Regions from separate parts of the Homo sapiens genome. Here regions 1, 2 and 4 are each linked to region 3. A link is a contact called in ENCODE Hi-C or POLR2A ChIA-PET data. All regions are on one chromosome and are shown on one strand. Each heading gives the region's core, a stretch centred on a gene start or an enhancer-like site at or near the end of the contact. The rest is flanking DNA. Distances are from core to core; before and after follow the strand shown. Region 1 overlaps LOC105379040 (a long non-coding RNA gene). Region 2 overlaps GCNT4 (glucosaminyl (N-acetyl) transferase 4). Region 3 holds the start of HMGCR (3-hydroxy-3-methylglutaryl-CoA reductase). Region 4 holds the start of POC5 (POC5 centriolar protein).

Evidence for each region. Hi-C counts contacts between places; a loop is a spot of excess contacts on that map. ChIA-PET counts read pairs that join two places held with the same protein, here RNA polymerase II (POLR2A). Pooled maps may share reads with other maps.
Region 1: a loop to region 3 is called in a pooled map, with 4 times the contacts of the local background. The contact joins the enhancer-like site here to the promoter of HMGCR in region 3. A Hi-C loop is called at or near these places in 4 of 50 pooled maps. POLR2A ChIA-PET finds 5 or more read pairs at or near these places in 5 of 52 experiments (A673, Caco-2, HEK293 and 2 more).
Region 2: a loop to region 3 is called in a map of PC-9, with 6 times the contacts of the local background. The contact joins the enhancer-like site here to the promoter of HMGCR in region 3. A Hi-C loop is called at or near these places in 7 of 168 maps with a recorded cell type or tissue (CD4-positive, alpha-beta T cell, CD8-positive, alpha-beta T cell, HCT116 and 4 more), 9 of 37 single-sample maps with no recorded cell type and 8 of 50 pooled maps. POLR2A ChIA-PET finds 5 or more read pairs at or near these places in 9 of 52 experiments (AG04450, HEK293T, MCF 10A and 5 more).
Region 4: a map of B cell shows a loop between it and region 3 (16-fold over the local background). The contact joins the promoter of POC5 here to the promoter of HMGCR in region 3. A Hi-C loop is called at or near these places in 15 of 168 maps with a recorded cell type or tissue (B cell, CD4-positive, alpha-beta T cell, CD4-positive, alpha-beta memory T cell and 10 more), 14 of 37 single-sample maps with no recorded cell type and 33 of 50 pooled maps. POLR2A ChIA-PET finds 5 or more read pairs at or near these places in 23 of 52 experiments (A549, AG04449, AG04450 and 17 more).

Annotation. Positions count from the first base shown.
Region 1 is chr5:74,971,011-74,976,776 of GRCh38, forward strand. It overlaps LOC105379040 (a long non-coding RNA gene), which reads left to right. Exons shown (of 2, transcript XR_948485.3): 2 at 4,592-4,748. Among named protein-coding and RNA genes, the nearest start is that of GCNT4, 79 kb to the right of the region's middle. RefSeq lists an enhancer at 2,603-3,104. Within about 2 kb of position 3,706, at least 3 of the 41 ENCODE cell types and tissues checked have a DNase peak (open chromatin) inside an H3K27ac peak, as active enhancers do.
Region 2 is chr5:75,033,853-75,038,961 of GRCh38, forward strand. The region is part of intron 3 of GCNT4 (glucosaminyl (N-acetyl) transferase 4); the gene reads right to left. Among named protein-coding and RNA genes, the nearest start is that of GCNT4, 16 kb to the right of the region's middle. RefSeq lists an enhancer at 2,724-3,923. Within about 2 kb of position 3,404, at least 2 of the 41 ENCODE cell types and tissues checked have a DNase peak (open chromatin) inside an H3K27ac peak, as active enhancers do; they include HCT116, where a contact is called at or near this core.
Region 3 is chr5:75,333,769-75,338,896 of GRCh38, forward strand. HMGCR (3-hydroxy-3-methylglutaryl-CoA reductase) reads left to right here and starts at 3,452. Exons shown (of 20, transcript NM_000859.3): 1 at 3,452-3,532. RefSeq lists enhancers at 3,363-3,923, 3,924-4,482 and a silencer at 3,564-3,683.
Region 4 is chr5:75,715,169-75,720,542 of GRCh38, forward strand. POC5 (POC5 centriolar protein) reads right to left here and starts at 2,269. Exons shown (of 12, transcript NM_001099271.2): 1 at 2,138-2,269. It overlaps LOC441087 (a long non-coding RNA gene), which reads left to right and starts at 2,264. Exons shown (of 3, transcript NR_149046.1): 1 at 2,264-2,416; 2 at 4,767-4,889. RefSeq lists an enhancer at 1,665-1,974.

The sequences.
Region 1 (5,766 bases), core at 2,456-4,955, 360 kb before region 3:
CTGCCTCCAAAGAAAGAAAAAGTAAAAACTAAAAGGTAGAAATGAAATCCACAAGCAGACAGCCCGGCGCCACACCCTGGGCCTGGTAGTTAAAGATCAACCCCTGACCTAATTGGTTATGTTATCTATAGATTACAGACATTGTGTAGAAAAGCACTGTGAAAATCCCTATCCTGTTTTTTTCCGATCTAATTACCAGTGCATGCAGCCCCCCATCACGAACCCCCTGCTTGCTCAATCGATCATAACCCTCTCACGCGCACCCCCTTAGAGTTGTGAGCCCTTAAAAGGGACAGGAGTTGCTCACTCGGGGAGCTCTGCTCTTGAGACAGGAGTCTGGCTGATGCCTCCGGCCAAATAAACCCCTTCCTTCTTTAACTTGGTGTCTGAGGAGTTTTGTCTGCGGCTCGTACTGCTACACTTCTATTTAATTGTATTCCAGTAAAATTCTTTTTATCCCTGTCCCTATTTTTAGAGACAATAAAATCTTTTGGAGAAAATAAAATTGGGCTCTACAGGCCTGACTCTTGTTTTGAAAGCTGACTGATGAAATTCTGGCACATGGCTTTAAAAATGCAAGATATCATAATGAACAAAAAGAGGCTCATAAAAAGATGAAGGTGTCTCTTTCCCCTGAAGCTTCAGTGGGAGAGGATCATTTATGTCACAGATCAGTTAACAGAATCAGTATTGATAAGGAATTAGAATGTAAAACCTTGCAAGAACATTTATTCTTGTTGTCCTGTGCAACATGAAGACTTGTATGAAGGTGTATAATTGTAATGAGACCTTGAAGGCATGATTTGAATTGTAATGGGATCTTGAAGGCATGATTTGAATAAGGAATCCTGCAAGAGTCTAAAGACTCTTTAGAAACCTGCAAGTCTGATTGGCTGTTGTTATGGTTTGAATGTCTGTGTCCCTTGAAAATTCATATATTGAAACCTAACCACAAAATGATGGTACTAAGTGTGCGGCCTTTGGCAGGTAATTACGTCATGGGGGCTCTCCCCTCATGAATGACATTAGTGTCCTTATGAAAGGGCTGGAGGGAGTTTGACCCTTTTTGCTCCTTCTGCCATATGAAGACACAGCAGCAGGGTGGCACCCATGAAGCACAGAGCAGCCCTCACTAGACACTGAATCTGCTGGTGTCTTGATCTTGGACTTCCCAGCCCCTAGAACTGTGAGAAATAAATTTCTATAATTTATAAGTTACCCAGTTTAAGGTATTTGTTATAGCAGCAGGAACAGACTGAGACAGTTGTCTTCATAATTCGCTACCTTGGTACTAATGTATTGACATCTGTATCCTTACCTGTATACCTGTATGATTGGTGTCAAGTCAGAAAAGCATTATTAGCACTTTTCTATCACATGCATGATAGAAATACCAAATGCTATGACTCATTTTAACAATGAGATTGAGAGTCTTACTTCTTTTACATTTATATCATAACTTCAAGGCACATTTTAAAAAATCAGGTTTCTGTATATCCTGGTAAGGTTTTTTTTCTTCTTTAACATATGTTCTGAGACTGAATCTGATTTCAGAAGTGCAGATATTTTCAGAAATGTAGATTTTTAAATAAATCTTAAGGAAAACTTGGCATTTAAACAAATGTAATTGTTGGCATTTTAATTCTGTGTGTCAGTGGATATTCAATTGTCAGAGTTATGCTTCTGTAATCTTGAGGCCATTCTTAACAGCGTATAAGGCTGAGAATAAATTACACTGTGCATCCCCTTCTCCCTATCCCCTAATATTTTGTTCTGGGGAAATCTGTTTAAAATATTTATCAAGAGCAACTTAAAAGGTAAATTAAAATGCAGAGTTACAAAGAGACAATAACCAGCATTCTAAATGGTGTGTGTGGAAGATACAGGAACCCTTGATGCTTCCTGGCCATCAGTCAGGTGACCCAGGGCATAAGGAATATTCTGTTAACTTTATGTAGACACCTTGGGTCTTTCAGAAAACCATCTGCCTTCTTCTATAGCTTGTTGGCTTCTCAAATCCTTGCAAAACACTGGGCATCTGATTTCCTAAGCAGTTTGGGACCCCAAAAGATTCTTTCATTTTGCTCTGCCTGAGGGCAGTGTTTCCACCTTTACGGTTCAGCTATCTCTGTATTATTTACTTAATATTTTTATAAGGCCTTGCTCTGTTTCCTTAAATGTATTTACTTTAAAAGGACACTTTATATTATGATCTTAAATGGAAAAACTGGTGTCAGACAAAATTCCAACAAATTTAGTTATAGATTGAATTTGGCTTTTGTTTGTAATTCATGAATGGGGTGGCTTTCATTCTAAAATAGAATCAGAGTCCCCCATTCCCACCGCCACCCCCACTCTGGGCAATGGCAGAATGGTGGGTTTTGCAAGGTGGGGACAAGAAAACAGAACAAGAAAAAAAGGTGATTGGTCAATTTCAGGTTACTTTTTTGATAAGGGTTAAACAGAGGGGACTTCATTATTATGCCAACTCAGGTAGACTGGAATCTCTCCTGTTTTCAGCAAATATAGGGCTGTGGGGACGTATCTGTTTCCTTAAAGTTTCAGTTTGATTACGTGGCATTTAGCATGAGTGACTTCATTTTGGTTTGGACTGGTCTGTTGCGGCCTAGTGCTAGAGCTCAGCCTAAAAAATGGCCTCCCATAATTTTTGTTTACACTAGTATCACACTATAAATGGAAGGCAACTTCAGGCCAGAGATGGGCTCACATCAGAAAAATCCAGAATTCAATCATGTGCCCCGATTTAAAACCACCAATGTCTTTTGAAAGCCTTTCTGGGCTGACAAAGTTCTGTGTGATTGGTCTCTGATACCACTCTCTCTAGAGCTTCACCCCCTACAGTGCAGGCCTATTGACCTTCTTCTAGGCCCTAGACTTGCCAAGCTCACTCTTCCTCTGTATTTGGTGTGACCAGCTTTTTCTTGTCATTCCAATCTCTGCTTAAATGTCGCCTCCTGGAGTGGTTGCTGTTGGTGTCCTGCCCAGAAGCTTAGGTACCTTTACTAGCTCTATTTGACCACTCCCTTTCCCCCTAAATCCTCCATGTCACCAACAGCATATTTTACATACAGCATTTTGTTCAAAAAATATTTGTTGAATAGAGGGGAAAACATAGATAAATGGCTGGATTGACACATTTGAAGAATTATAATAAATTGATTTGAATAATTAATTGATAAGACAGAAAACTTATTAATTATTATCTACTAACCACAATAGTTTTCAGAATAATCAGCTAAGGGAATAAAACAAAGACAGGATGATTTAGAGAGGAATTCTCAAGATTGGGCATCATAACCAGAGGTGTCCCGAGTTAGCAGAGAGCGGGAGGAACGCTCTGCACATCTGGGGACTGCCATTGGGACCACTAAAGACAAATGTACTTGCTGTTAGTTTCCATTAGACAGACTCATAAAATACTACAGTTTGGTGTGCAACACAGACTGAGCCTTGAGATGACACAAAGCACAATGCCTGCATCGGGTTACCATATTTGGCAGATTGGAAAATGACTGTCAATGCCACCTGAAGGGTCAATGTGACTGTTTTAGATGATAAAACTCTCACAATCTCTGTCCCTTATAGAGTATGATTTCTGATTCCCTAGACTGATCAGAAACTTCTAGTGTCAAAGGGATGTGAATCATTTGACTGCATGTCTTCCTGTCTGCCCTCCTCTCAGCTCATTTGAGGTAAATGCTTAGCAGACACGTTCCCACTGATAAAACTGCATGCATATTTACTCTTCACTTTCTTGTTCTTTCAGACACAAATGCACAGTCTTAATCATAATAGGAGACACATTTGTAGTCCAAGAGTTGCAGCAATAATCTTACTGATTTTGCTTTTCTGCTTGCTTTTTCTGAGAAGACACGTTACTGTGATGCAAGGTGTGAAAGCTGCTGATGTTTACAGGAAACAGATTGGAACAAGATATCAGCACAGACTGAGGTACCACGTTGTAGGGAGCCTGCCACTGCTTCCCAGGCCTCCCTGCCACCAGTAGCCCATTGGTGGCCTGCCCATTTGGGGTTTTGGCTGGTACCAAATGTGCAATTGCTCACTGTATCACACTTACAGCACTTATAAAGAAACTCTGACACTGTAAGTGCCAAGGTAGGGAAGGGGAGGGAGGTGGGATTGGAGGATTTTGCTCACTTCTACATAGCCTTCATTAGCATCCCCTAAAGCTGCCTGAAATAAACATTCAATCTAAATAAAGACTTATTTCTTGATATGTAAATGCAGCTTAAAAATAAGTCCCTTTCACACCTCTTTTAGCCACAAGATTGCCCCGAACCCCTTCTGGAAAGACATTCTGAACTCAGGGAGAACTTGGTACAGAATTCTTCTTTAAGACAAGACTTGTGAATTAAAGTAGTATGTTCAATATCACTATATTTACCAATATCTGTTCCTTCTCCTATCCTAGGCATATGGAAGACTGTACTTCTCAGTTTCTTTGCAGTTGGATAGGGCCATGTAACTAGTTATCATGGCCAGTGTAATGATACACATCATTTCCAGGTGAGACAGTGTGATTCGCCCAACTCTTTCTTCCCCAACTTAGGCAACCATGGAGAAGATTGTATGCTGAGATGGAAGACCCAAAAGATTGAAGCAGCCTGGATAACTCGGGTACCACACAGAGGACAACTGCCCTAGAGAGTTGCCTTGACCCGCAAAAGACATTGCCTGAGATGAAAATAAACTTTTATTGTGTTAAACCTTTGAGATCTGGGGCTTGTTTGTTACTGCAGCATAACTTAGCCCATTCTTACTAACATAAGAAATGCCCAATGGAGTGCCTGTCAATTCTTCTCGGATCTCATCCTACCTCTCTTCCAGCCAGATACTATCTTACAAGCTAGTCCTCTCTCCTCTAATACTCTTCCACAGCCAACCCATCTTTAGACTCTCTAATCACCTAAACCTTAAGATTTTTCTTCCTCAAGAATCTTTCTCAAGCCACATTTGCCTTAGCAGTTCATTCTTCTGAGAATTTATTCAATTGTTTCATGAAACAAATAAAGTCTCATGGAGAATTAGTCTCAGTATCCAGGGAAGAGAGAATATTTGATTTTCTTCACATAATGTATTTTTACATGACTAAATTAAAAAGTAGGTCGTTTGTCTTTACTAGGTGAAGATAAGAACTACTTTCCCCTTTTCCTGACACTTCTAAAGTTAATCTTAGGACTTAAAATGCTGGTGTAAAAATAATTGCTTTTTCCTCTACTGTAAAGTTAACACCTAAGTGCCTAGAGACTCTGCCAGTGACCCAAACTTAAACTCCAACCATTTGCACAGAATGATCTTTCCCTGGCCAAAGAAAATGCCTCCTTGGGTCTAGAAGTTAGGCTTGCAGTTTTTGAACTGCTCCATCAATCTACGTGAAACTTCACACTTCTCGGCCATAACTGCTAGGGAGAATGCTAGAAACAACTGGATCTTTATTTTCTCCGATCACCTCTGAGTGAACGAGGCAGAATAAATAAAGCAATGGACCCTTAGATGTACTTTACTGAGTTGACCTTTAAAGTTAGTGGAGTAGAATTCACTTGGATTCTATGTCCACTTGCTCTTTTAACTTTAGTTAAAAGCAAATAACAGAAAATTTAAATACAGAGGCTGAAACGATTAGTAGTTTAATTGATGATTTCTTTTTGGTCTGATATTTTAGAGATTCAAAGATCTCCCCAAAGGTGAGAAGTAACTTCTAGAGGGTGTTAGAATGTTATCCCC
Region 2 (5,109 bases), core at 2,154-4,653, 300 kb before region 3:
TAGGCCCCAGTGTGTGATGTTCCCCTCCCTGTGTCCATGTGTTCTCACTGTTCAACTCCCACTTATGAGTGAGAACATGAGGTATTTGGCTTTCTGTTCCTGTGTTAGTTTGCTGAGAATGATGGCTTCCCACTTCATCCATGTTCCTGCAAAGGACATGAACTCATTCTTTTTTATGGCCGCACAGAAATACCTTTAACTGAAAAGCATTCCTTTCCCCAAAGAGGTGCGTAGGTGCAAAGCCACTTGGTATGGAGTTTCTGTCAAATCCTAAAAGGGGATGTTGGCCTCTTCCCAGCTGCGGTGGGCACTAATAGTGAGGGGAATGCTGGCAGGAGGTTGGAGAGGACCACCGGTCCCCAACCTTGGTTCAGCTGGCTTTGGCTTCCTCTGAAAAGAACATCTGCATAACACCCTTGGGACCCTCCCATTGGGCTCTGCAGGGGGTACACCCCCAGAGCAGCACAGCCCCAGGGGACACAAGTTGCAGGGGGTGGAGGTGGGCTGGTAGAGGCCCCGGGCCTGGAGGAATGGGAACCAGCTCCTTAGGTCTGACCAGAGTCAGCTGGGCTAAGGCTGGCTGTCATGTTGGCCACATGGTTCCTAAGAGACCAGGCTAGCAATGTCACCTTCTGCAAGCACTGCACCCAGCACTTTCCCTCTTAAAGGCTTATGGGCAGGAAGCAGGCAAGTGTTTTGCTGCCAGGAAGTGGTCTTACAATTACATTACAAATAATGCCCCACCCACGGGAGAAGCGGTATTTCCCCTTCTACCTGCCCGGGTAGACAAGGAGGTCTGACCTGTTGTGGAGTTTATTGCCACATAGGCACAAGTTCCTAGTGATGACAGAACTGAAAAAGCTGTTGCAAGGTTTGGTGGCTATAACTCAGGTGAAATATGGTCTATAATAATTCAGTAAAAACCTACTCCTCACTAAAGTCCCAATAGGGATGTTGAATGAGGCATTTCCCTCAAACCATGTTCTTCTCCCAACCCATCCAGGCATTGTTGGAGCCTTCAAGGAAGCAGCAAGAACACAGAGGTGCACCCCAGCTAAGCGGACACGACCGCATTCAGGGACACCCCAGCTAAGCGGACACGACCGCATTCAGGGACACCCCAGCTAAGCGGACACGACCGCATTCAGGGACACCCCAGCTAAGCGGACACGACCGCATTCAGGGACACCCCAGCTAAGCGGACACGACCGCATTCAGGGACACCCCAGCTAAGCGGACACGACCGCATTCAGGGACACCCCAGCTAAGCGGACACGACTGCATTCAGGGACACCTCAGCTAAGTGGACACGACCGCATTCAGGGACACCCCAGCTAGGTAGGCACGACTGCATTCAGGGCTAAATGGCTACAACCATTAGCAGCTCTTCAACTAACTCTTCTTACCTTGGCAATTTAAAAACCCAGGACTTTCAAAGAAGTACAGATGCTTCCTTTCCCAGGGAAGAAAGGGGAATGGTAAGTCAAGAATGAGAGGAAGACTGAGGAAAAAAGGACAGAGTAAGGCTGAGTTTAGGGACCAAGAATGCCTGAGCTTTTTTCAGGAACAGGTTGTGGGGCACTGGGGAGAGAGGAAGAAAGGAGCTGCGCTTCAGGATGCCACAGACCTTGGGCCTGAGTCCCTGGACGAACTCTTAGTAGCTCTAAGACTTTGATCAAACTATTTAAGCTCTCTGAAGGCCAGTTTTCTTGTTAAAAATGGGGCTGGACTACTCTAGGAAAATGTGGCCAGATTGCTTTTTAAAGCAGCTCTATGATCCTGTTCCTCCTCACCGGGTGTGACCTCCCAACCGGGGTCTCCAGCTACCCCAACGCTGGCGCTTTCTGACTGACAGAGGTTTCAAACCTCCCTGGGATGCAGCTCCCAGAGGGATGGGCAGGCCGCCATCTTTGCTGTTTTGCAACTTGACTGTTGATACCTGCAGGTACTGGAAAATCTGAGATGATTAGGGACTTCATGGCTTCTTTAAAGATCCTGCCCAGACCTGTGGCTTATTGTCCTGTTTTTCAATCTACCTCCTATTTCTCCACAAAGTCTTAACAAATTCAGTATTTTAGAATTAGTGCACGAAGGCCTCCATGTAATGCTCTTTATTAATTTTATGTATATTCATCCCTCAGTATATGCAGAGGATTCATTCCAGGGCCCCCGTCCATAACAAAATCTATGCACACTCAAGTCCCACAGTCAGTCCTGAGGAACCAGGTATGGGAAAAGTTGGCCCTCCATACATGTAGGATTTGCATTCTGCAAATACTACATTTTCAACTTGTATTTACTTGAAAAAAAAAAAACCTGTGTATAATTGGACCCCCTGAAGTTCAAACCTGTGTTGTTCAAGGGCCATACTGTAGTTATTAATAATGTAGAATCACTCAATCAAGAGTTGTCACTAGGTGCACTATTCTAAGTACTCTAGATGTAATTCAATCCCCTCAAGAGATCGATGAGGTAGGTACTACTGTTATCCCTCTATTATAAGAAAGGAAACTGAGGCACTGTAAGACAACTAAATAAATGCCCAAGGTTACAGTTCTAGAAAGTGCTTTAAATGGAACCTGAACTCAGAGAGTCTTGCTCCAGACTTGCACTTTTAACCCTTTATGCAATAGTGTCTCTCAGAATATAAAGAAAAAATTCTCCATATTTCCCGCAACAGTTTTAGCACTTGACTAAATTTTCTCATTACTATGTCTTCTCTAAATGTCCTAGAACAGGAACAGGAATGGATCCCAAACATGGTCGAGGAGATCTTCCACCCTGTTTAAGAGATGATTTCCATGGAGAATGAGCCTGGAGGAATGCTGGGTGAGGAATCACATTCTGTCTCTGCAGTCAGAGGCTGAGACTGATCAATGAGCTAATGAAGAGGTTAGTCAGTCTTCCAGCCCGTAGAATCAATTCAAGGAAAAGAGAGCAAGCTCATCCTGAGGGACTCTGCCATTGGTTACTCCTGTCCCGTATCCTGTCACCAATGACTATCGATTCATTTGTTCTTATAGTTATCTGTGACACCATTTAAGCACAGAGAATTGCTAATTGTTTTAGAAAACTTTCTGGGTTAAATTTCTCTTCATGTGGAGAATATTCCCTCTTCAGGCCACCTTAAAGTTCTTAAACTTTGTATTATTACATATCAGTTTGAGAAATAGGATATGAAGAGCTTATTGATTTAGAAATGTCAGGGCTTTTGCTTCTGTCTAAAGCCTTACTAAGAAGAATCACCAGTTAAGAAGATCAATATAAAGACGAACTCACTAAAAAGCATCCTGATCTAGTTGAATAAGCTAACATCCTGCTACTGCAGCTCCTTGATTTCAATGAAGTCACTGATTCTCCCTTGGTGACTCGCTCACTGCCAAGCCCAGGGGATGTTCTGGAGTGAGACCATTAGGTGGGAGGATGACTCAGTCAGATGCAGTTCCTCCACACTCCCACAGCACTCCAGGAGTCATGCAGAGGAGTGGAAAGACAGGTTTCTTGCCTAGATGACCTTACATTCTTATTGTTCTGGAGAAAAGATTGCAAAAGCAAATAATAATCAGATTGTGAGCAGGTAAACATACCAACTATGCAAAACACAAGGAGACGTATGACTCGGTCAGAAATCCAATACAAATTGAGGACAAGCATTTCTCAAATAATAATAAGATATGGTCTCTAAAAGGAAAAGATTTTCTATTCTCTTTTTATAAAGTAAACACTTTCAGGCCGGGCACAGTGGCTCACATCTGTAATCCCAACACTTTGGGAGGCTGAGGCAGACTGGCCTGAGTGCAGATCACCTGAGATCAGGAGTTTGAGACCAGCCTGGTCAACATGGTGAAACTCCGTCTCTACTGAAAATACAGAAAATTAGCCGGGCATGGTGGCACACACCTGTAATCCCAGCTACTTGGGAGGCCGAGGCAGGAGAATTGCTTGAACTTGGGAGATGGAGGTTGCAGTGAGCTGAGATCATGCCAGTGCACTCCAGCCTGGGCAAGGCAAGATTCAGTCTCAAAAAAACAAAAACAAAACAAAAAACAAAAAAAACAAAAAACAGAAAAACAAAAAAACCCAAACCACTTTCATTAAAAAAAAAAAAAAAAAATCAGAAAAGTCCAAAAACGAAAATAAAGCTCACCAGGGGCCCATCACCTGGCAATAACATCTTGTAGACAGTATATCCTTCCAGACTGGTTTTAAGAAACACATTTTTTTTTTGGCTTTGCTTTATAACAGTCTCACTATATAGGCATTGTCTTACCTGTTTCTTTCATTTCACAGTATATTATGAACAAGTCCTAACCTAAACTGGGTCTGTAAATTATTACAGTGTAAACAAATCCTAACAGAGGTAAACATACTTTTCTACAGGAAAAAAACCATTCAAATAATAGAATTCATGTATCTAGGTCTTCTCCACCAATCCTTAATTAATAAACCCACAGTTCCTGAAGAAGCCCAGAAGTGCAATATTAAAACGGAAAATAACTTTACAGGTGGTTGAGCCCATATTTCTTCTCTAAATGTGTCTAGCCATCATTTAACCCCATCTCATTCCTGGGGTACTGGGAACACCTTCCCCCTTTACATATGTGTCTTGGTTCATTCCTGCTGCTATAATGAAATATCTTAGACTGAATAATTTAGAAACGATAGGCTTTTATGTCTTGCAGTTCTAGAAGCTGGGAAGTCCAAGATCAAGGCACAGATTTGGTGTCGGTGAGGGCTGCCCTCTGCTTCCAAGATGGTGCCTTGCTGCTGTGTTCTCACATGGCAAAGGGCAGACGGGCAAAGGGGGGGAGAGGTGAATGAGCTCCCCCAAAACATCTTTTATAAGGGCACTAGTCCTATGCCTTAGGGCTCTACCCTCATGATTTAATCACTGTCTAAAGGCCCCACTTCTTAATACTCTCACACTGGTGATTAAATTTCAACACATGAATTTTGGGGAACACATTCAGACCATAGCAGTATGTGTCTATCCAACTGCTCCCTATCAAGGGATTGGACAGAGGAGGGATGCCCAACTGCCCCTATTCAGGTCCCTTACGGTGGCATTTGGTCCAGACTGGCTCTACTCCCCACTCCATGGAGCCTGCT
Region 3 (5,128 bases), core at 2,202-4,701:
CCACACTCGGAGCAGCCAGCCAGCCCTGCTGGCCCCGGGCAATGAGGGACTTAGCACCCAGGCCAGTGGCTGCGGAGGATGTACTGGGTCCCCTAGCAGTGCCAGCCCACCGGCGCTGCGCTCGATTTCTCACGGAGCCTTAGCTGCCTTCCCGCAGGGCAGGGTTCGGGACCTGCCGCCCGCCATGCCTGAGCCTCCCACCCACTCCGTGGGTTCCTGTGCAGCCCCAGCCTCTCCGACGAGCACCACCCCCTGCTCCACGGCGCCCAGTCCCATCGACCACCCAAGGGCTGAGGAGTGTGAGCGCACGGCGCGGGACTGGCAGGCAGCTCCACCTGCAGCCCTGGTGCAGGATCCACTGGGTGAAGCCATCTGGGCTCCTGAGTCTGGTGGGGACGTGGAGAGTCTTTATATCTAGCTCAGGGATTGTAAATACACCATTCAGCACCCTGTGTTTAGCTCAAGGTTTGTGAGTGCACCAATCGACACTCTGTATCTAGCTGCTCTGGTGGGGCCTTGGAGAACCTTTATGTCTAGCTCAGGGATTGTAAACACACCAATCAGCACCCTGTGTTTAGCTCAAGGTTTGTGAGTGCACCAATCGACACTCTGTATCTAGATGCTCTGGTGGGGCCTTGGAGAACCTGTGTGTGGAAACTGTATCTAACTAATCTGATGGGGACGTGGAGAACCTTTGTATCTAGCTCAGGGATTGTAAACGCACCAATCAGTGCCCTGACAAAACAGGCCACTCGGCTCTACCAATCAGCAGGATGTGGGTGGGGCCAGATAAGAGAATAAAAGCAGGCTGCCTGAGCCAGCATTGGCAACCAGCTCGGGTTCCCTTCCACACTGTGGAAGCTTGGTTTTTTTGCTCTTTGCAATAAATCTTGCTACTGCTCACTCTTTGGGTCCACGCTGCTTTTATGAGCTGTAACACTCACCACGAAGGTCTGCAGCTTCACTCCTGAGCCCAGCAAGACTAAGAGCCCACTGGGAGGAACGAAAAACTCCGGACGCGCTGCCTTAAGAGCTATAACACTCACCGCGAAGGTCTGCAGCTTCACTCCTGAGCCAGCGAGACCACGAACCCACCAGAAGAAAGAAACTCCGAACACATCTGAACATCACAAGGGACAGACTCCAGACGCGCCACCTTAAGAGCTGTTAACACTCACCGCGAGAGTCCACGGCTTCATTCTTGAAGTCAGTGAGACCAAGAACCCTCCAATTCCGGACCCATTACTGCACGCCCGCCTGGGCTCTGTCTCTAAAAATAAAAAAATTATACTTTTATAAACTCTTTCCTTGAAGGGTTAAATGCATATGAGGAAGCGGCACATGGACTTCCTTGGCGCTTCCCCCACCCTCCCTTTCTACCTTGTGTCCATACCAAATTTTGTGATTTATCACTAAGTACAAATTATTAGTTAAGTGCTATAAAGATTCTTTTGAAATACCTTTTGGGAAGGATATAGAATTTATTTTAAGAGCATAAAACTAGACAACTGGTGTTTCTTTATTGCTTGCTTTGGAACTCATATTCCTATTGGAGTTCCCAATTAGGCAGTTTGCGAATGAAAATTTCTAAATCTTGGGCTAAAGCCTGTTTTGGTAACAACTTTAGTCCTTATTTGAATTACATTAGTAGGCATGTGTACAACCTGTAACTTCTGAGATATTTGGTCCTTGAGACTTCTAGCGGCATTAAAAATATGACAGGTTCTAGGCTCTCGGTACTTACACACTTTTCTCTCTTTTTTTTTTTTTTTTTTGACAAGGCTGCTAAGAGAACACTGCAATCTTTGGGTAGTTCACCCGTTTTCTTTACTGTGCAAGGTTCATAAAGGCAGGCACTATGTCTGTCATGTTTGTCACTATATCTCCCATGCCAACCACAGTGTGTACTTCACATAATGAGCATTTCAAAGGCAACATTTGGTAAAGAGATATGAATGAAGGTCTTACACTGAAGCAGTGGGGAACAGTAGAACCAGCCTAAGCATTAGATCTGGGTTCAAATTCCAGTTTTGCTCATTATCTATGTGATCTACAGCAAGTTGCTTGACAAACTTTAATTTTTACTTTTTTGTAAAATGGGAATAATACCTATTATATAAGGATTATAAGAATCTATAATCATTTATTAAAACTAAGGAGTGTTTAGTGTTTTCTTCGTAATGTGTTTCAAAATATGGGCTTTAAAAATTGAGTGAAATACAATTCCTGTCCTTAATAAATTTCCACATACGATAGTAAGACAAATAAAAAAATACTACGGAAATTTTATGGGTTTTCAAGGTCGGGAGTGATGATGTGTTTGAGGGAATTAGGAAAGGAGGTGGCATATGAAAAAGTCCTTAAGGGATATTTAGGATCTCAGCAGTTAAAATGGGTAGGCATATCCAAGGTAAACAAAGAGAACATAAGCAGGGAGGTAAAAAGGTACTGAGTGTGACTGAAGAAGGGCCAGTTACTCCTGGCTGAACTGTAAGGTTCGCACAGGAAAGTAGAGATACGTCAGAAATGTGTGGTGGGGCCATATTAGTGGTGACAGGTTCTTTCTTTAATCCAGTAGACAATGAGAAACGCTGATTTGGGTCTATGGCATAATAGGAAGTAGTATGCCACATACTGCATGTGGGAGTTCTGCAGGACAGATTGGGAAGTGCATGCGTGTAAGACTGGGAAGACCAGTTAGGAGAGGCTATTGCACTGTTTTAAGTAAGACATAATAAAGCCCTGCACCAGGCGGAGAGCAGAAGGAACGCACAGAAGACGCAGGAGAGGCACATTTCAGAGAGAATCCAGTATGCAATGGATGTCGCACACAAGAGAGAGAGACGCAGGTGACCGGAGCCATTTACACTAATGGGTAAATCTCGGGAAAGCGCTGGTTTCGGCTACCGGCCAGTTACAGGTTTGAGGTGCCCGTCGCCGCCACCTTCCCTTTTTTTATATTCCTCTTTTTCTCATGGCCGCCTCCGCTTCCCTCCATCTCTCCCGCGCTAGTAACTGAGCTTTCAGTCATCGACCTGACCCTGCGTTTTCCCTCACGCTCCGATTCTGCTTCCTATCACTGCCTCCTACTGTACTATCACAGCCAGGACGAGCACGGGTCAGGCACTGAGGCTGTGGGACACTCCACCCGCCTGGTCCCCTATCGCCTCCGCCTAGGCAGCTGCCATGCGTGCGCCCCCACAGCTCTAGGACCAATAGGCAGGCCCTAGTGCTGGGACTCGAACGGCTATTGGTTGGCCGAGCCGTGGTGAGAGATGGTGCGGTGCCTGTTCTTGGCCCTGCAGAGAGCTGTGGGCGGTTGTTAAGGCGACCGTTCGTGACGTAGCGCCGTCAGGCCGAGCAGCCCCCAGGCGATTGGCTAGACAATCGAACGATCCTCTCTTATTGGTCGAAGGCTCGTCCAGCTCCGAGCGTGCGTAAGGTGAGGGCTCCTTCCGCTCCGCGACTGCGTTAACTGGAGCCAGGCTGAGCGTCGGCGCCGGGGTTCGGTGGCCTCTAGTGAGATCTGGAGGTGAGGCGGGCGGTGACCGAGAAGAGGGGCAGGGGCGGCGGGGAGCGGGGCGGAGATGGGTGGGAGCGGGGTTTGGGCTGTGTTGGTGGCAATTCTGGAGCTTCCCTCGGCCCTGGGAAGTGGCTACCGGCAGCTCCTGCGGACCTGGAGGGGGCTGCGGTTGCGCTTTGTCGGTGTGGCAGCTCGGACCCGCGGGGACTGCAAGGAATGTCCTTGAGGCCCGGCAGGCCGAGCGGCGGCCGGCATCAGTGCCGGAGTAACCCGGGGTCCCGGGGTGGGCTTGAGAGGCGGGCGGCGGTCTGGCCTCTTCGTGACTGCGGTCATCATCGGTGGACCCGCGGGGCGTAGCTGCGTTCATCGTCCCTGTTCAGTCAGAGTAGGCAGTGCTGGCTGCACGGTCACGAAAATCGGGGCGGAAAGGGTGTCAGGCAGGGTGACCTCGGAGGCCCCTGGATTCGAGAAATGCTAGGGGTCTATGGGGCTGTCGGGCCGGCAGCTCGCAGGGCAGACGGGAGAAGCGCCTGCATCCCGGGATCCGGGCATTCACGCCCAGGAACTGCTGTTCGTTAGCACCTTTCTTTTAGGTGACGGGAAAGATCTCTGTAAATACTGCTGACTAACTTAGAACCATGAAAGAACCGTGGATTGGTGTAGATGTGTCTGGTTATTTACAGGAGAACGGCTTGAGAGGATGCGGAGCCCAACGTGGGGATTCGCACAATGACTCAAAAGATTCTTCTCCCTCTTTTTTTTTTTTTTTTTTTGGTAAGGGGTGTAGTCTCCTTGGTGCTGATATTCTTTTAGGAAAAATGTACCTTGGAGATACAAATATAGAACAGTTAATTTCTGCAGTAGGAGGAGGTCGATGTACTCCATTCTTAAGTAGTCGTTTGAAATATTTCAGGATTTGAGGATATTCCTTCTTAGACATGGTCCTGCAGAGTCGTAGGAAGCATTTGTTTCTGGGCTATACTAAATGTGCATGATTTCGGCGTCCCACAAGGTAGAGAATGTACTTTTTGTTTACTTATGAATTTATTTTCCTCTCCATGCAGTGAAAGGCATTTTGCAATTTAGAGATAATCTAGCAAAGACCTGGACAGTACTTTGGGGATAGGCTGGATTTTGCAGGCCTGCTTTGTTGTAGTGTTCTTCCAGAACTTATGATAAACTTGGTGGCCAAAACAAATGGGAATTAGTAACATGAAGGTTAAACAAAATTGCACATAGGTTACAGCATTAACATGAAAATTGTCGGGTATGTGGGATAACCATTTCAAGATAAGAGTGTGAGTATGCGTGCATGCACACACTCTTTGTATTCCTTTATGGTCTAGTTTCTAGACTATAGATAGCCACATTATGGAATTACATGGTCTACTTAGGTTGACCCATGTGAAATTGCCAGTATTTAAAATTCAACTAACCTACAAAAATAGCAGTTTCATATGATTCCATTTAACACTTATCTTTGTCAGAGAACTTTGGAGCTCTAGCTTCATAAGTGAATGAAGAGAATAGATATGACTTAAAAAACAACATGTAATAGAATGTGAGCTAATTGGGTATAGAATCCAGATTTCCTGATTGCCAGTG
Region 4 (5,374 bases), core at 1,019-3,518, 380 kb after region 3:
GCGTGGTGGTGGGCGCCTGTAGTCCCAGCTACTTGGGAGGCTGAGGCAGGAGAATGGCGTGAACCCGGGAGGCGGAGCTCATAGTGAGCCAAGATCGCGCCGCTGCACTCCAGCCTGGGCGACAGAGTGAGACTCCGTCTCAAAAAAAAAAAAAAAAAAAAAGAACTGCCCAAAACTGGGTAATTTATAAATAAAAGAATTTTTATTGACTCACAGTTCCGCATGTCTGGGGAGGCCTCAGGAAACTTAAAATCATGGTAGAAGGGGAAGCAGGCACATCTTAGATGGCGGCAGGTGAGACAGTATGTGAGAGAGTGCAGGAAAAACTACCATTTATAAAACCATCAGATCTCGTGAGAATTCACTATCATGAGAACAGCACGGGGGAAATCGCCCTTATAATCCAATCACTTCCCTTCCCCTACATGTGGAGATTACAATTGAAGATGGGATTTGAGTGGGGACACAAGACCTAACCATATCAGGTCCCTATACCCGACTCGTATGCAATATTTTTATCATAAATGTGAATGTGTATTTTTCTAGAAAGAAGATCTTTCGCTTTAAATATGCGTTCAGAGGGGACCATAGCCCTAATAGAGTTAAGGACTACGACTGTGAATGAGAAGAGGGTTAAAGCCAGAACCACTAACATCTAAAGGGCAAGAGAAGAACAGTCAGCAAAGAAGAGGAGTCAGCAAAGGAAGTCAGAACATTAGAACTATGGAAGCAATATCACAACTTTGAGAAGAAAATAGAATTAGATGCCAAAGAACCATGAGGATTGGATAGAATTTGGAGATTAGGAGGTTGCTGAGACGTTTGCTTGAACAATTTCACTGGAAAGTAAAACAATTACAGGTCTTAGTCACAGTGGGCTGAAAAATAAATGAGAGATGAGGAAATTGAAATAGAAAAGGAAGATACAGGGAAAAGTGCAAAAATAGAATGGAAACACAGGCTGGAACTAAATTGTGGAAAGGAAAGTTCAACTTTTTCCAGTGAGTATCACTGTGCATACACATGTTAAGTAAACTAAATCTCAGCATGACTGTCTTTAGTTAAGCCAATTAGGGAGGATAAAATAAGTGCATGTATCTGCAGCAAGGAATGGCTGCTTCACTGACTTCAAATCTACCACTGTGATAACTTGGTCCATTTATATTTTTATTCACTTCTTCCTTCAGGATTTGAGACCAGGCAGGTAACAGGGGTGGGGGGGGGGGGGTGCTGATTATTTAAAAATGAGCTAGTAAGTATGGTCAGATCTCAAAAATTGTTTCTTAATATGGACACACTGCAGACACAAAAAAACCCACCGCACTCTTGGAAAATATGCTATCTTCCATCTGCCCTGCTTTATGTCAACAAGGTATGAGTTATTTGAAACTCTAGAACAGTAGCATTTTCCTTACTGTTTCTAGGTTCAGAAACAAAGGAGAAAAATGAAAACTGCTTTAATGGGTGGCGGACGCACATTAGTTCACTACATTTTCAGTAGTCTCTAATCCAAGGTATCAGAAAACAAGATCAAAACTTTTGTGTGCTTCTCTGTTGCCAGAAACATAAAATAACATCTTGGTAATTATCTGGCTGACAGCAAAACAGGGGTCTGGGAATTCAAATGGAACCCCCAAGAGGCAAAGGAAGAGCGAATTAACATGCAAACTAGCAGCAGGGTGATGTCGCCTGTGCCTTTCACCAGGCCTAGCTGCACTCAAGGAAAGGGGCGCGCCAGCCCCTCCCCAAAGCAGGGACTAGAAGCAGAGGAGAAAAGCCATTGCAGTAAGCAAAAGGCCATAAGTTTTCTTCCATCACCTTCCGACCCAGCCTGTTTTAAGAAAAATCTTACTTAAGCACAACAGAGCTTTATACATGGTTATTTTTTCTCAACGTTTTAAGTGACCGGAACCTCTGATGACAGTAATCGCTCAGCATCCCTCACTCCTGCTCACTTCCTCTTCCTGCACGCCTCGGAGGGGAAACTTTGGGACCTTCCGGCACAACAGCTGAATCACTCGCGGTCTGGGGAAGAGCCCAGGGGGAGGAAACACGCGCCAAGGAACTTTAAATCTCCCTCCACTACTTTCGCCAGGGATGCAGGGACGCAGGATCTGCCCGGAGCGCTGCTACCCACCGTCGCCGCTCGCGACCAAATCCCGACTCCTCGCTCTGCGCCTCTTAGCCGCGTCGCAGCTGCAGTGTCAGCAAGTGCAGCCTCAGCAAGCACAACCGCTACCTAGACGGCAACCTGACAGTTTCAAACTGCAGGGAGGAATTAAGGACCGCCCTGGGCATTGGTCCTTTGTTTCAGCAATCTGCCGTTTGATTGGTCCGAGAGCTGGGGGCGGGGATTTGGGCCGCTGCCGGGAGAAGCCGGAATTACTTTGGAGAGCCCCGCCCCCTGGCTCCGCAGGTTGGTAGGGGGCGGGGTCCTAGGGAGCCCCACCCAGCGCCCGTGGGGATTAAATATTGCGCGTGCTCAGTTCTGTTCAGCGGCTGCAGGCTGCTAAGCGGCTCCGGGAGCTGATTTGGATAGAGGCTGTTGAGCAGGGCTGAAGTTGGCTAATGCCGTGTGCTGTTGGCTTTCAACAATTCCGGTAACCTAGATATGAGTCCTAATGCTTTCGTCTGCATAAGAACAATCCGAAATTCTGGGCCAGGTGTGGTGGTTCATGCCAGTAATCCCGGCACTTTGGGAGGCCGAAGTGGGAGGATCGCTTGAGCCCGGGAGTTCGAGACTAGTCTGGGGAACATAGGGAGACCCTTTCTCTATAAAAAATTAAAAACAAAAAAAAAATCTGCATCATCCACAGATCCCCTGCAACAGAATCACTTGGAGGTGCTTTTTTTTTTTTTGAGATGGAGTCTTGCTCTGCCGTCCAGGCTGGTGTGCAGTGGCACTATCTCGGCTCACTGCAACCTCCGCCTCCCAGGTTCAAGGGATTCTCCTGCCTCAGCCTCCCGAGTAGCTGGGATTACAGACGACCGCCACCACGCCTGGCTAATTTTTGTATTTTTAGTAGAGATGGAGTTTCACCATGTTGGCCAGGCTGGTCTCGAACTCCTGACCTCAGGTGTTCCGCCCACCTCGGCCTCCCAAAGTGCTGGGATTACAGGCGTGAGCCACCACGCCCGGCCGAAGGTGTTGATTCCTTCGGTCATGGACACCGTCAGGAAATCTGAATTTTTAACACACACTGCCAGTGATTCTGATGCAGGAGTCTGCAGACCACCCTTTGAGAAATTGCTAGTCTAGGCTGGGCGCGTTGGCTCACGCCTGTAATCCCAACACTTTGGGAGGACGAGGCAGGCGGATCACCTGCGGTCAGGAGTTCGAGACCAGGCTGGCCAACATGGTGAAACCCCATCTCTACTAAAAATACAAAAATTAGCCGGGTGTGGTGGCTTACGCCTGTAGTCCCAGCTACTCCGAAGGCTGAGGCAGGAGAATCCCTTAAACCCAGGAGGCAGAGGTTGCAGTGAGCCAAGATATCGCCACTGCACTCCTGCCTGGGTGATAGTGAGACTCTGTCTCAAAAAACAAAGAAAAAACCAAAATTGGTAGTCTAGTTTTAACTAATCTCAAACGTGTCAGACTTCAAGATAGAGCCTTCTGGTGAAGTATTGGCCTTAGAATCAGATCATAATTATAATCTAGCTTTACCATCTACTCGCTGTCACCTTGGATAATACTACTCACATACTAAGGTGGTAGGAGATTAAAGGAATTAATATATCTAAAACACCGAACACACAAACATATAGTCTTTCAACTTACATTGGCAACAGATAGGCTAGAGGTATGAGGACCCAGATGGCAAAGGTACCTAAGTAGCCCAGACTGGGGTTCTGCAATCTGAAGAACAGATACTGAGATCTGGGTGAGTTTTCAGGCTCCCTTCTGTTACCTCCAGTATAAGGTTTCTTTTTCTGTAGATAGAAATGACATAACCTGGGTCTCACTTACTTTTATGTTGGCAGAACCAGACTTCTACTTACACAAACAAGTAAGAAGAGCACCAGAAGTTTCTTTGGCATAAATTATGTTTGTTCTCCCCCTTTTTTTTCATGCTTATTATAGAGGACAAGTTCCTATTAATAGCTGCAAATTCATACTTGGTTCTAGTATTTGTTTTTTAATTGAATTGCCTTTTGGTGACCCCATACACTATAATTGATACTGAATCACTCTTCTGGTGCCCTCCTGCCACTAGGCTCCAAGTTTCTCTTTTCTGTCTTCCTTTTTGGGGAGGAGAGATTTTTATCGCAAACCATTTAGTAAACAATCCCATTCTCCTGTAAAACTATAGAGAGAAAGAGACAGAACCTTGTCTGGATGTTATGAATTTAGAACTGATATCTTTTCCCAAGGTTCCTAGAGAGGGAGGGAAAGAGAGAGAGAGAGAATTTAAAGCCCCCACAAACCCATAATAACTTGGTTGCCAGCTTGAACCCTTCATAATTATTTATTCATTCAACACAAATATTTAACATCTGTCACAGGCAAAGCAAATTTTTGTTGGTGCTGGGGATAGAGTGGTGAGCAAAACACAGTTTGCCCTCATGGAACTAAGAGTCTAATGGGAAAAACCGATATCAAACCAACAAATCCACCACACATATGAATACATAACAGCTGTGTGAACCTGGGCAAGCTGCATAACCTCTCTGTACTTCGGTTTCTGTATCTGAAAAATGAGGGTAGGAATTCGCTCACTGAGAATTAAATTAACGTAGGTGCTATTCTTATCCTCATTTTTCAGATAGAGAAACTGAAGCACAGAGAGGTTATGCAGCTTTCCCAGGTTCATGTAGCTGGTAAGAACAGAGTCCATGTTCTTATCACTCAAGATGTTCTGTTGGGGACGGCATGCCATGGTCTTAAGGTAAGAAAGGGCTAAGTGAGTGAAGAGAAAGTGGCACAGGATGAGGCTGCAGATAGAGATGGAGGCCCAACTATGCAGGACTTGTTAAGGATTTGAGATTTTAAGTTCAATGGGATGTATTTTAGATATTCAGGAGAGAGATGAGGACAACTTGAACTAGACGAGTGGCAAAGGAGATGGAGAGAAGACAGAAATGAGATACAGTCATCACTTGCTATTCCTAGGGATTGGTTCCAGGACCACTCCTGATGTCTTCCCCTCCCCCTCCGCCAAAGTAAATACCAAAATTGAGGATGCTCAATTCGCTTATATAAAATGGTATAGTATTTGCATATAACCTACAGACATCCTCCCATGTACTTTAAATAATCTCTAGATTACTTATAATACCTAACATAATGTAAATATATGTATGTAAATGGTTGTTATATTTTATTGTTTTTTATTTGTATTATTTTTTACTTTTAAAATTTACTTTTTTGAAT